3 separate regions of the Homo sapiens genome follow, and regions 2 and 3 are each linked to region 1. A link is a loop called in an ENCODE intact Hi-C map of the cell type or tissue named here. Cell type or tissue: endothelial cell of umbilical vein. All regions are shown on one strand.

Region 1 (5,000 bases):
ATCAAGCCCTTTGAACTAGTTATTCTACAACTGGGAATCTGTCCTAAGGACAGATCTCAAATTTGCAGAGCTTTATTGCAAATACTGATTATTGCTCTATTATAGCAAAAAACTTCAATCAATCTAAATCTCTAAATGTAAAGAAATTATTAACTCTACCAGACATTAAGGGGATTTGGCAAATAGTTTACAATTAGTGAGTTTCTCACATCTCTAAATCTAACTCCTCAGAGGAAGCTCTGGGAAAGAAATTAAGTCCACAACTCACTGCCTTTCCATTTCAGCACCCCTTGTTCTTTCCATACCCTGCTTTGCCCTTGTCTACAGAGCTATCTCCTCCTATAAGAAAAGCTTGATTTAATGATGGTGAACATTTCTAAAGAACATAGTTAATTTTCAAATGGCATATGTGTAAGATTAGACCCTGAAAGTGAGAGTACATTGCATGTGAAAACTTCAAAAAGACCTGTGTGCTTTGGGAGGAGATTTTGTTCAAAGTTAAAGATTTCATTCTCTTCCCAAGTAGGCCAGAGAAAAGAAATCACAGTTACAGCTGCACATGATAGCAGCTGAACAAATCCCTGGCATCGGAAAGTGAAAGTAAATGGTGTTACTTGCATGTTAGCCTGGGAACTGCAAAACATCTCAGGTGGTTATCTTTGAACGAGTGTCTGAGGGAACCTCCTTTCTTTCTTCATTCCAAAGTTACTATCTCTACTCCATAGCTCCAGTGAATTTCTATGTGTTGGAGTCTCTGAGAACAGCCCATACTCCCAGCTCCAAGCCATGAAAAGCATAAGCAGTGGATAAAAAATGAGGGAATCCATGCTCCCTGGATGAGGAGAAAAAGGTTGAGAATTGTTCTCCTACAGTTTCACGTGTATTTCACCTATTAGGTTGATTAAGCAGTTGAGTACTCCAAGAAGACAGAAATAACTAAATAATTACATCTAGTAGACTTACTGCTTATTGATCAAGTAATGATGCATCTTCTTTCCAAAACATGGAAATAGACTCCAATTGATAAAATGCATCTGAAACACCATAAAAAAATACCTGTGAAACTTATTATTTTCCTTGAAAGTAAAATCACTAATTTTTATATGAATAGCATAGCCCTTTCAATTTTTCTGTCATGAATAGTAAGCTTAATTCATAATATTTCATGCTTTCTAGCACTCTTGATGATTTTTCAAAATAAAAATTTAAGCCTTATAAATTATTTATTGGGAATTTAAGTATATACAAGATACTGGGAGAATGCCATTTGTGGTTACATGTAATATTTATATATCAGATATGGATTTTTATATAATTTGAATCAAATGCATGTAACTTTTTTGCAAATTCAAAGCTAAACAATGCTATTCTGAGGCTAATTTTCAATATGTTAAAAAGAAGTCTATGCATTCATTGGTATTTACACTTGAGGAAAATTGGTCAGAAATAACTTAATGCACTCTATATAAGTGCGTCCCTCAAGTAAAAATAACTCTAGCTTTATTTAACCTAAATATAAATCATAAATATTTTGATCTCAAAGCGTTCAAATACTATTCCTTTTACATTTGCCATTGAGATGGTAAATACTATACATATCCAACTGTTTCAGGAAAACATGTGGCTTATTCAAGTATTTATTGTAGGGATAAAAATTCTCTTTGCCATTTAAAATTTAGACAATAGGTCTAACTTGAACTGGTTGATTTACTCTTTCAAAGATGAGAATTAACATATCCATTACATGTTTTCTAAAATTAATTCATTGGTTTATTTCTTCATTCAAGTATATATTTAGTCTGGCCTTATATGAAAGGGACAGCTTCAGAAACGTCTTGGTATCTGAAGAGGAATAATGTCTCTAGGTATACATATCTGATCTTCAATCTATTTATTAACTATATCCTTTTTGTATGGATAGGTGTATGGAACACTAAGTGGTCAGTGAGGTATTCTTGATTAAATATTTAAAGAACATTTAAGTCTCTTTAGGATTTTGAATGTTCCCACCACTAAGAAATGATAAATGCTTGAAGCCATGTATATCCTAATTACCCTGATTTGATCATTACACATTTTATACATGTATCAAAATATTCTATACCCAATAAATATGTGCAATTATTACATGTCAAGTAAAAATAATTTTAAAATGTAGCTTAACTGTGTGTTTTCCATTCCTAAATAGCTTTATTTAGGAAATGGTAACATCAATGTACCATGTGATATTCGAGTCCCTTTTAAAAAAGAATAAAAGAGAGAGACTTATTTTTCTAGAATGTGATCTTAGAAGATTCCATATTGGAAACCCCATCAAAAAGAAGTCTAAGTGCTTAACATAATTTGCATTCATCCCTTTACTTGTTTATTATCTGACTTCCCACCAGAGGGCAGGGCGTTCTCAGTTTTGTTAATTGCCATACACCCTCATGGCAGTTAGTAGGTGCTCAAAAAAAAAAAAAAAAGGAATTGATTAATTATGCAATCCAACATTTTTGGATTCTATGTTAAATGATATGATTTAACTGTGCTCGTGCTCACATCCACACAGAACTTTACTGTTTATGACACGTATAACAGGAAATTCTTGTCTGCCTTATGAGTTTGTGCTGTTGATAAGAAGAGTTATCAAGTTGCTGTGAAGTTGAAACATCAGACAATTGCAAACATCTCAACTGACTCAGCAAAAACAAAACCTTTGTGAAAGCATTCTGGCTGCAACTTCTGGGTTTACAATCAACTAGGTTTTATCCACACTGTGATGTGTGAGCAGCAGGTGTCTGAAAGCATCAATTGTCCAGTCAGGCCCCTGTGAGGATGGCAAGAAGCTGTATGATTTCACAGAAACTTATAGTGAAGATGGTGCTAAAAGAACAGGGAGTCTGTTCAAAGGATGTCTTCTGTTTTTAATACATTCTATTAAAAAAAAAACTGCCATTTTAAAAATTGCTAGAATTTTATTGCAAACTACTGTTTCCATTAAAATTTCCTGTAAGGACACTGAAAGAATTTTAAGAAATTTTAAATGCAGTAGTGAACTACACATAGTCTTTTATGAGATTGTACTGACCAGAAAATAGCTGAGACAAGCAACATATGCATTTCACAATTTTAGCATTTCCTATGCATGTAGCCATGTAATCCTGTGTATTCTTCTCTGTATTTTGCCTATATGATAAGCATTGGATAGGAGACCCTAAAAATAATCATTGCTAAATGGGAAAATGTCAAACACTCACAACCAAAATTAATGAAAATTCTAATCTTGAAATATATGAAAAAATATAAATCATAATGAAACTATCAGATAGTTATATTGCTATATAAACTTATAAATACTTGCTATTAAAATAGTACTTGTGTTTATTATGCTCTCACATGTTCGAGTTGTTTGCTTTGAAATTAATATGCATACGTCTTAAAATTACATATGTGTGTAATTACATATAGAAGCTTTATATATATGTGTGTGCATAGATAGGTGGGTGTTCAAACTATATAACATCTTTTCAGGGAAAAAAACAATATCATCCATTTCACGATGTAATCATCACCATAATTTTGTCAGGTTTTTGTTTTAGTGGATTAGTTTTTTTGATATATCAAGATCATTGGAAAATCAGACATGTCAGTTTTATATGCTAACATCAAACACGTGGCTAATAATGCTTGAAAAGACACATTTGGGAAAATTCAAGAAAATAGTATCCAAAGTTAATCAGGCTGCCATATCAATTACCCTAAAATAGTCTAAACTCTCCCTTAAAGCTCTCCCAAAGACTAAGCTACAATCAGGTTTTTAAATTTTTTATTTGTTTATTTATTTATATCATTATGTGTTGCTGAGAGAGCAGTAATTACTTATAAGAGTTTTTCCATTAGCACACTCAGTGAGATTGTAAAAACCCTGAAGGTGAGGGAATAAGCTGAATTCGGTTTTGAAAGAAGATGATATTTCATGTAGAGAGAACAAGGAGCACAAGGGCCTGAAATCAAGCCTGTTGTGTTTGAAGTACAACCAGGGGACTAGGGAGCAGGAGCTGCTCAGCAAGATGGAAAGGGTAATGCACAGAAGAAAGAGGGACCAAATTACAGAGTTCTGCAGGCCATATATTCCAGGTGAGGTGGGGCAACAATAAGAGTTTTGAGCAGAGAAGTGATTATCTGCCTATTTGTTAAGAATAATCCAAAAATCAGTAAGGTGGAAGTTGGAAAATCAGTTAGGAGGTGTTGTTATAATCCAGATAAAAGATTTATTTTCCAAATGTCTAGCCAGTTACTCAATAGCATTTGCTGAGAAAAAAAAAAAATCCGTATTTTCTCTATTGATATTTAATGCTTTCTTCCCTTCTAACTGGATAGGATTACTATAATAATAAAAATAGCTGGATACAGACATGTATACATAACCAGAAATACATCTAAATTTTATGACATATAAAAATAGTCTGTTAAGATATTGATTGTAATTGTGTTGAATTAAGAGATCAGTTTAGTGAAAATAGGCAGCTTTATAATATTGCGACTTGTCACCCAAGAATGAATCATAATCAATGCTCTCTTTTGTGATGAGCCACCACAAGAATGGCTAACCTTTTACAATAAATAACTAACTTGTTTTTGAAAGCTTACTATGTGACAGCCACCATTCTTTTTTTTTTTTTTTTTTTTTTTTTTTGAGATGGAGTCTCACTCTGTCACCAAGGCTGGAGTGCAGTGGCACGATCTTGGCTCACTGCAACCTCCACCTCCTGAGTTCAAGCAATTCTCCTGCCTCATCCTCCCAAGTAGGTGGGATTACAGGCACATGCCACCATGCCCACTAATTTTTTTGTATTTTTAGGAGAAACAGGGTTTCACCATGTTGGCCAGGCTGGTTGCGAACTCCTGACCTCAAATGATCCTCCCCACCTTGGCAACCCTAAGTGCTAGGATTATAGGCATGAGCCACCTGGCCCAGCCACAGCCATCATTCTAATCATTATATGCTTTAATTCGTT
Region 2 (5,000 bases), 810 kb after region 1:
TAGCCCCAACTCCCCAGGTGATGTTCAGACACCCTAGGGTTTCCGGACAGCATTCCCTCTGATCTTAGAGAGGCGCTGGGGGTGGGGATGGGGGTGTTGGAAGCGGAGGAGAGCGCCTAGCATAGGAGTGCGGTCTGGGTGGAGAGGTAAGTGATTAGCAAGGCTTTGTGAATTAGCGATAGCTTCTTCGGAAGTAAATTTTCCTGCTGCCCTGCTAAGTGGCCCTGCTCATAAATCCTTCCTTCCTTTCTCGCCAGATGCCTCCCATCCCTGAGGTTCTGCTCTGGTTTTCTTATGCACACCTCCAGAGTTCATCTGTCTGTCTATTTAAAAAGGAATCTCCACCGAGAATCATAGCTTGTGGATTTCCTAAAATTGATAAGAAGTTCTCAGGGCGCTAGCCAAGGGTGCTTAGAGGGGGGTGTTTGGAAGCTTAAGTGAACAACCTTATGAATAGTCGTGGAATCAACCGCGCGACTCCCTGTGGAATTCGCCTGCTGTTACTGGGCATACAAAGGACTGAGCCATGGGGGTGGGTGGCGGGAGAGGGGGACGGGGCACGGTGAGAGAACTGTTTGGGAAAAAGACAAGTTAAAGTCCCCAAAGATGCCAAACAAGAGATAGGATTCCTGCTAAGAGCTTACAATAACCAAATTAAAAAGACTGGGTAGAAAAAGGATCAATAAAGATAATCAAACAGCAGATTGTAAATGGATTAATATTGAAAGAAGAAGGGAGAAGAGATTAAAAAGAAAAGATGCTTAGGATAGACTTTTTCTCTTGCACTTTTTGTAGCGTAGGCAAGTTAAAGATTGGGGACTGATTCTCATCTTAAGTGGAAAAAGAAAATGTACTCCGTTGGGTGTATGCATTTCACTGCAGTTCTTGTCCATTTCGTTTATTTAGTTCCTTCAGTTTTTGATTAGTAAAATTTTTGTTTGAATCTCATGGTCTGTAAAATGCACTATTCCACCGCTTTTATCTTTGTTATCCTCCATGTTCCAGGGATAGCAGCTCTTCCTGTGTTGTCTGTTAGTTATCAAAGGAAGGATAAAGCACCAAACTCCACTATCAGCTACTACCTTCATCACTGCAGTACAGTAACCCAGCCTGTTTATCTTGAGCCACCGTTAACACTTTCCTTGCAGAATCACACATTTTATAAATGGTCTGATAGTCAGACCTCCTTTTCCTTCTTATTCTTCTTCTTTCTCCTTTCCTTGGACTAGAACACTAGCCCATACCCTCAAGGTATGATTTCCTTGTGGTGATGACTTAAAGATCCAAATGAACTATTTCTTATGAATGAAAGTCCAAGAGCAATTAACATGGGAAAGTTACTTTAAGCACTTTACAATGTGGATGAGGTTTTTATTCTGTTGCTGAAGTACTGCAAAAATTAGAAGTATGTATATATATCTTCAGAGATAATCAAGGAAACAACAGATATTTAAGATAAAACATAGAATAGGCATTATTTGTGAGTGTACTGAGTTTTGTAACTGTGGTTTAGGCAGCAGTCATTTTCAATAGGTCCTTGGGAAATTCTCTAGGCTGTAGGCAACAACTTTCTCCTTTCTGGCTATGCCCTAATTGTTTCATTCAGGATTGCTGGGAACTCCTAGCTCCAGGGAATTTGTAGTGTTTGTGACTTCCAAGAATGAAAGATTTTACTAGTAAAAGGCAGTGTGTGTGTGTGTGTGTGTGTGCGCGCGCGCGCGTGTGTGTGAGATCAGTGTGCTTCTGAATTAGGACCCTCCTGGTTTATAAATGCATTTTATCTGGGCTACACAGCATTGATATGCTGCTTATCTAGCTCCAACTAGTGTTATGAGTGTTAACACCACCAAACTCAGGACAAAAAATTACTGAAGTCTCTAATTAGATTGGGATAATTCCCTATTATCTTAATTCATAGTTTTTTTTTTTAAATAACATATGTCTTCCTACAAAAGAGTAAAAATTCCTTTATGCATGTTTGCATATTGGTGTGGTACAAATAGACAGTCAACAGTGAAGACAACTAAAGTTCATTACAATTCTATCGTATACTTTTTCATTGTAGGAGTACAGAAAGTTTATGAATTCACATTAGGAATATGCAATAAGGAAAAGTAGGCTAGTTTACTTCTGTTTAGAAAAATAATTTTGTGTATTCTAGCTTAGAGAATGCTTAAAATCTTCAAAGAATAAACTTTTCAAACACTTGCAAAGAATTAGGAATCATTAGATTATAACTGACATTTATTGACTCCCTGGACTCCTGTATTCTGGATACTGAGGGTAAAGAGTTAAATAAGACAGGGTCCTCGAACACCTCCTATTGTAGTTTGGAGCTGGTTGTCCTAGTCAGAACTTGTATGGGTCTATTTTAAGCAACCCCCCCTAAGGACATGAACAAGGCATGAGCTCTGCTAAGTAAACCCTGTTAGCTTATTTAGAATTATTGTTGAGACTTAAACATAACTGTTCTCTAATGTATGCTAGGTTCTCCAATTAGTGCCAACAGCAAGTGTGCTCTATTAGGCCTTAACTGCGTTTAACACTTTTCTGATTTAGGTCATGGCTTTGCAGAAGCAGCAGAGGGAGTCACTCTCAGAAGAAACATTAAAATTACAGGCTGCAACCACTTTAGGAAGATAATGGGGAAAATTGTGGGGGTTGAGATTGAGCCAGTGCTATTGCCTTGAAGTTTTAGCCTACATATTTTTTTAGTTTGACTTTTATATTTGTGGCAGTTAAAAACAAACCTGTTCACATTTCCTCACAAATTAGAAACAATGGCTTCTATGGATAGAGTATGGTATTAGAAGTAAAGTTCTTAAGCAATTATTGTGCACTCATATTGCATCCTAGGCTGAATGCTATTTGTTAGAAACGGAATGTAACCAGGCAGTTTAAGCCCTACAGGAAGACAGAAGTAGAACCATGGAATTATAATTCACTTTCTTAAGTATAAAAGCGGACACAGGTATAGTACTTTCTGGATTCAGACATCCGAAGATAGTAAACATAGGTGAAGCTAGGATTCTAATGTGAGTGGTGGGTGGGGGGTTCTAAAATTTCTACACAGAAGAACGTGGGAGCAGTGATTTGGCTGGAAGTTGTATGTTCTTGAAGCTAAGTTTGCGTTGCAACAGCATTTTACTTAGATTTAATGCAAGTTTCATCTGGCTCTGGGGAGGCACAGGCTAAGAGCTGTTAATGGTGTATGCCCATTCTGTCAGTTAACATAGTGATTACCAATGTTTCCTAATACTGCTTCCAGCACCTCCAGCTGTGTGACTATGAGCAAGACATTTAACGTTTCCGTGCCTTAGTTTCCTCATATGTAAAAATGAGGATAATATATACTACAGGTTACAATTAGAGCAGCTTTTAGCTCATAGAAAATAAGTATTATTCCTTGACTTTCAATTCTACAAACCGTTGGCAAAGAAATCTAGATGTAAAAGAAACTAAAGGTCAATAATTTTGAACTCAGAGTGATGATAGCTGCTGACACTGCTTCCCCAAAAGCAAGAAATGGAGCTATCTGAAGAGATGCTGCGGAGTAGATCATTGTAAACTCCTGGACAGAGTACAGTTCTCTGAACAGCCTGTGGGAATCTCATTCCCTTCCACAGTCTCTTTTCTTCCCTTCTGTTCTCTCTGGGAAAATTAACCTAATATTAGTTCTAAAAATGACACGTTAAGTCACTCCCAGTTAAGTCCTTGCAAGAAGCTCGTCCTTGACTTTCTATTTTCTCAAGGGATACTGAAAGATAACTTTTCATAAATCCATGAACACTATTACAGAAAAAAGGTACACCCCAGGATTTCTGATAAGGGTTTGGGGAAAATCAGACCTTTATGTGAATGTGGACAGTTTTTCTTTAAAAGAAAATGGACACAAGTATATACTCTAAAGAACATAATTGGTTTTCTGTTCAAACAAAATAAACATAAAAATAGGTCAACACGAAGGCAAAGAAAATTCACCAGAACTTTCATTTATTCAAACTATATTTGCAATAGGAAGTTTCGTTATCCTAATTTAAAACAGCACAGATAATCTAGATGACATATATTTTGGTGAAATATTTGCATCTAACTCTTATTGTTTAATGGTTATTGCCATTCTTTGCATGTTTGGAGCAAATGTTTTCTGTCAGACTTTTGAGATAAAATAAGAGATTTGTAGGGCATTTTATATTACTTACGGTTTAGATTTTTCTCCTACAAAATTGTCATTCTGCTTCTATTATTGGTTCTGGTTCTGCACTCTTTCTTTTTTAACCTGATTTCTTAAACCTATGTATGGATGCTTCTTTGGTTTCATTTCTTACTTGGATTTGTTATTGCTTATGTATTTGTGGAGGAGGGCTACATGAATATGAGACCTTTGGTATTATTCCAGTATCTCTTAGCTCAAGGATGTTTTACTCACAGAAACTTGGTGCTGTTTTTTAATGCTACTTTGAAGTAGAGTAAGTTTGCCTTGAGCGATATTCAAACACTAGTGTTTCCCTTTTTTCTAGTTTTAAAAAAAGAAACTTAGTAATGGGATAATTTATAGTTTCTCTTATTTTAAATATTTGTTATTTTCAAACTTACAGAGATTTTAATAAAAACATTTTATAGGAACACTTTTATGAGCTAACAAGATCAGAAATAGAAAACTTTTTTTTTTATCCTGTCTACCTGTATGGAGCCACCAGAAGAATTTCTGCCTTTTCATGAAAACCCAAAACATATATCATGTTGCAGATATTTGGACTCTTTATGAACAATATGTTTGAAAATATTGAGCTGAAATTTCAGAATTAAAAAAATAGTTTTGTGTTGAAGTTGTACTGTGGTTTTTTGTTTTGAGCATTGCTGCTCCCCAAAATGTTGCTCATATATAATGAGATTTTGAAATACACAGAAGAATGTTTCCAGATTTTATAAGTATTTAAAACATACCTCCCCTTCTACATGGAGTACATAGTGTTAAAGTTGCCATGACATTAATTAAG
Region 3 (5,000 bases), 660 kb after region 1:
AAATGTCTTTATGAATGTCTTTGAACAAAGTGAGCTTTGTATAAATGGTTATAACATGCTACCAATGATTTCTCTCAAACCATGGCAAAGAAAATATACATAATGGTACCCTTTTGTCTAAAGTGCATCTCCTACCTTGGAGAAACCATTTCCTCCTTCCTAGTTCAGTGTTTTCATTCAGGACATCATTGTTTACATGACTATTTAATCAAACCAATTATCACAGAGTAATCCCAATTTCATAATTACAGTCCTTTCTCTTACTTAGAAGTGCTCAGAATTTACACCCATTTGACAATTAAAGCTCCAAAACAGTTACTAAAGCCTTTTATATCTGGTTTTCATTAGTTCATATTAAACGATTCATTGGCTTGATTTTCACTTCAGTGAACCCTCTCATAAAATCTGGTGAGACATTGTGGTGATATAGCACGTGAAAAGAAATGAATTAATACATCAGCAAAAACACTGCCAAGCTGACTATCTTAACACATTTTATTATCTCGTGGATATACTTGTCACTCATGAGAGATATATCAAAATGAGCAGAGTGAGGACTCTAAGCAGTTTCAAGGCTGAAGGGATGAAATGAGGCACGGGCTCTGCTTTCATTTACGGAGCCAGGTGTGTGTGTAGTCAGCAAGTCTCTCTGGAGAGGCATTATTCAGTGGGCAGTTTCCCAGTATTATAGAGGTTCCCATTAATGCCCCTGCAATTAAGGTTTTTATGGCATTTTACTATTTGAGGCCATAATTTCAGATTGGTACATAGGTTGTATGTGTGTGTGAGAGAGATTTATTTTAACTTATAGTAAATGCTGAGTGCAAACTCAGCTTTATTGTGGAATAAGACTGTATGCATGGCACATGTGTGTACATGTGTGATTGTATGTTTCTGTATTACAGAAGTGTGCATCTTTTTATATCTGAAAGCATAAACGTCAATATTTTTAAATCCAGTAATTTTAAAGGATATACTTTCTTAAGTTTATTCATGGGAACTTAGAGAATGCAACAAAAACTGTATTTGCTTTAAAAAAAAACTTAAGATAGTAGTTTGGATAATCTTCTAAATCTACGTAAATCATTTCTTATAAATGAAGTCAATTATGAAGATGATTTAAATGCTGTTGTTGATCATTGGCTGTGTCTAACAATGTCTGGTAAGATGGAAAGCAGTAAAAACATAGAAACACAGGTACAAGAAACAGCCCTCTGAAATGCAGCAGCCACCTCCATTCTCCTCTAGTAATATTAATAAAAAAAATCTGCCTTAGGATAACTAGGTCTTCAACTTTTCAAAAATACACCTAGACAAAATTTACATATCCTAAGAGATAGATATGGTGCTTTGTAAACTCTAAAAAGTTATAAACATTTATAAGAATATAGAGACCAGGGGCTGTACATTAACTCACCAAAGGTAAATTGCTTTCACATTTTCCAATCAAGAACACAACAGTGGTTTTTATGTCTGGAAATTGAATTTGGCCTAACAGCAAAAATAAGAGATGCAACTTCATTTTATAGTGATGTGAAGACATATCTCACTTCCTGAGACCAAATGTAAATGTCAGGTCAGAAGCACATTCAAACCAGCTCTTTCATTTGCTCATGTGTGAATGTTAAAAATCTTTAAGCCTGTTTGACATCTCCAGAATATAAGATTTTCATTGGAAGACATTTTTGTCATTTTTGAAAAATTTTTTAGAGACGAAGCCTCGCACTGTTGCCCAGGCTAGAGTGGATTGGCATGATCATAGTTCACTGCAGCCTCAACCTCCTGGGCTCAAGCAGTTCTCCTGCCTCAGCCTCCTGAGCAGTTAGGACCACAGGTGTACACCACCATGGCTGGCTAATGTTTTTTTATGTTTGTAGAGATGGGGGTCTCACTGTGTTGCCCAAGTTGGTCTTGAATTCCTGGGCTCAAGCAATTATCCTGTCTTGGTCTGGGATTGCAGGCATGAGCCACTATGCCTGGCCTTGTCTGTTATTTTTTGAACTCTTTATCCCTAGGCTGGTAAGTAGTAGGTGTTCAATAAATATTTGTTGAATGAACATTTGTTGTTCTTTTCTCTAGTTGCAGATCCTTCTCTTGTTGCTTAAGCATTGAGCTAAAGTAGTCATTATACTTTTCAGAATGCTCTTCTCTCCCTAAACTCTCTTCATTAATACATCAACTCAGGGCTTCCTCCAACTTCTCTTTAGATATTGGTCCAAAAGATACTTCTCCAACACTAACTACTCTCACAAGTTCTAATTTCTCCATTAGTTGACTGATGCTTCACCTCAGTGTCTTTCGGATTTAAAATTTGATGTAATTATAAAGAGCCCTGGATTTGGAATCAGAAGATATGATATCACATCCTAGCTTTGTTAGCTACAAACTGCACTGAAGTTAAATGACATTATCTGGGTCTCTGAACTTCTGTTTCTTCATCTATAAAGTAGAGATAAAAATAATTAACTCCCTAAATTTATGACAATACAATTAAATTTGTGTGAAAAGCTTTTTGTAAAGCCCACAGCATTGTATACATGTAAGGGAGTTATCATTGTCATCATTATTCCTCATGCCAAGCTTGTGTCAATTTCCCCATTGGTTTATAAGATCAGTCTTTTACTTGACTTCCTACTTGGCTAGAAGAGTTAGGAGACCCTAGTAGCAGATGACTTTTCCTAAAGCACAACTCAGATTATGTTATTCCTTCATGCAAAATTCTTCCACGCTTCCCTGTTTATCTATTCCAATGTCCAAACTCTTTTGTCTTGACTTTAAGATCACATGTTACTTTTTCTTCTGATTCATTTGATCCTTCCTCCTATTCATTATGCTCCTGTGAAATATTATTTCACATATTAGTCATCAAGCTTTTCCTCTTTCAATTCCCTTTTCAAATGGCTTCTGTCTCCTTGAATTCCATTTCTCTTCCGGTGTTCAAATCTTGTCCTTCAAGACTCAATACACCTGGTGTGTTCTGCTCTCCCAAGAAACAAATGTCAATATCGGATTAGATATGTAAGAGATTATTTTTTTCAGAAAAGGCCTGTAAAATCTAAAGAGGAGGGAGAAGAAGGCAAGGACCTACAAGTCTGAAACGTGAGGAAAAAGTAAAAGGAAGGACAATCATGGAGGAAGTGTATTATCCTTCAGCAGATTTTTGTGAAAGTTTCAGCCAGACCAGTGTGAAATCTTCAATTCCGAGTCTCCTATTAGAGAAGCTCCACATCTCAAAGGAATGAGCCAGAATTAGAATCACCACTCCTATGACTGAATATTTGTGTCCTCTCCACCAAATTCATATGTTAAAATCCTAATCTTCAAGGTGGGGGTAGGAACATTGCGAGGTGATTAGGTAGTCCACCCTCATGATTGGGATTAATGAACTTATAAAAGAGGCTGGAGAAAAATTCCTCATCCCCTTGACATGTGAAGGCAAAGCTAACATGCATAGTCTATGAACCAGAAAGTGGGCCCTCACCAGACACCAAATATGCTGGCACCTTCATTGTGAAACTACCAGCCTCTAGAACTATGAGACATAAATGTCTGTTGTTAGTAAACACCAAGTCCCTGGTATTTTGTTATAGCAACTCGCATGGACTAAGACACATGCTCAGTGATTAGCTCATTTGATCCTATAGAAAGGGTGGCCTAAGCTCAAAGACAGCAGTAGACCCAGAGAGCCACCTGTTGGAACTTGCAGTTAACTACTTTCCCATGAGCAGGGAATCTGAGTGGTATATTTTCATGGCCTCCATGCACGGCAACCTATAAGATGTTTCACCCATCCTTCTACTCAACCATCATAGAATGTTACCTCTGAAACTCTCAAGAAACTTATCACTTTCAACCTAAAATTTAGTTACATATGTAATAGCTTGCCTACTAGATTATAAGCTCTTTTAGGAGATAAACCATTTCTGTTTCATTTTTGTTTTTTCTAATGCACACATTGGATTTGAAATATAGCTGTGGACTGGGTAGCCATGAGGGAGATGCTCTGAGGGACTAAAATCTAGCTGTGGGGGGAAAAACCATGTTTTGATTATCTATTTGTAACAAACTACTTCGAAGTTTAGTGGGTAAAATATTAGAAATTGATTATTATTCCATGATTCTGTGGTTTGATTGGGTTGATCATGAAGCTCCCTTTTTTCATGAGATATCATATAGGCCCCCAGGTATAATTAAAGGTCCAAATGGCCTCACTCATGTGGATGAATGCTGGGGCTGTTAGGCAGGGACTTCAGTTCTCCATGTAGATTATTCCATATAGCTATTTGGCCTACCTCATATTATAGTATGTCTGGGATCCAAGGAAGATGTTTCAAGAAGACAGTTTAGTGCCTGATTTTAATGTTGCATTGGCCAAAACTAGCCACATGAGCAAGCCTAGAGTTGATATGGAGGGAACTCAGATGGGCATGACTATCAAGGGGCATGCATCAGGGGGAGCCAACAAAGTCCCACACACCATTTAGATGATACATGAAAAACTGGTTCATCAGAATTAGATTGTTAAAGTAATTGCAAGGAATAGAAAAAGGGTAGAGGAAATAGGAATAAGGAGATAAGATTTTGAAAAAAGATTTGACAGAAGAAGATAGACTATATTATCTTGAAGACTACTACTTTTGAAATTATATATAATTTTTAAATTACATCACCAACTTTACATGACAGTAACATAAATCTCAGACTTAAGCAAACAATACTAATTTGGGAGATGTCCAGAATAGACAGAGTTTTTTCAAATATCCAAAAAACACACATACACACACACACACACACACACACACACACACACACACACACAGAGTTTTGTTTGAGAATCTCATAACATTATGCCCACAAACCTCATGCATGCTAGATTTTATTAAATATTCTGAGAATAGAAATAATATTTAAAAATCCAGAATACAATGAAAAATAGGAAGAGAAAATACAATTAAAAATAGGAAGAGAAATTAACATGAGCAATTTTAGAGTTGTAATGC

Evidence for each region. Peaks named below come from ENCODE experiments on the same cell type or tissue, not always from the same donor. Only the 100,000 strongest peaks of a DNase experiment are listed, where the experiment ranks them.
Region 2: a loop joins it to region 1, with 3 times the contacts of the local background. A loop is called at or near these places in 4 of 110 quality-filtered maps.
Region 3: a loop joins it to region 1, with 17 times the contacts of the local background. A loop is called at or near these places in 7 of 110 quality-filtered maps.

Annotation. Positions count from the first base shown.
Region 1 is chr4:96,349,837-96,354,836 of GRCh38, reverse strand. The region is part of intron 1 of LINC02267 (long intergenic non-protein coding RNA 2267); the gene reads right to left. Among named protein-coding and RNA genes, the nearest start is that of LINC02267, 42 kb to the right of the region's middle. In endothelial cell of umbilical vein, a CTCF peak has its summit at 2,387 (motif pointing right); DNase peaks (open chromatin) are centred at 566 and 2,566; H3K27ac peaks cover 1,008 bases.
Region 2 is chr4:95,542,482-95,547,481 of GRCh38, reverse strand. All of the region lies in intron 1 of UNC5C (unc-5 netrin receptor C), which reads left to right. Among named protein-coding and RNA genes, the nearest start is that of UNC5C, 4.0 kb to the left of the region's middle. In endothelial cell of umbilical vein, no CTCF peak of the experiment used is centred here; no DNase peak of the experiment used is centred here; H3K27me3 peaks cover 1,055 bases.
Region 3 is chr4:95,692,431-95,697,430 of GRCh38, reverse strand. No RefSeq gene overlaps it. Among named protein-coding and RNA genes, the nearest start is that of PDHA2, 150 kb to the left of the region's middle. In endothelial cell of umbilical vein, no CTCF peak of the experiment used is centred here; a DNase peak (open chromatin) is centred at 2,780; H3K27ac peaks cover 1,508 bases.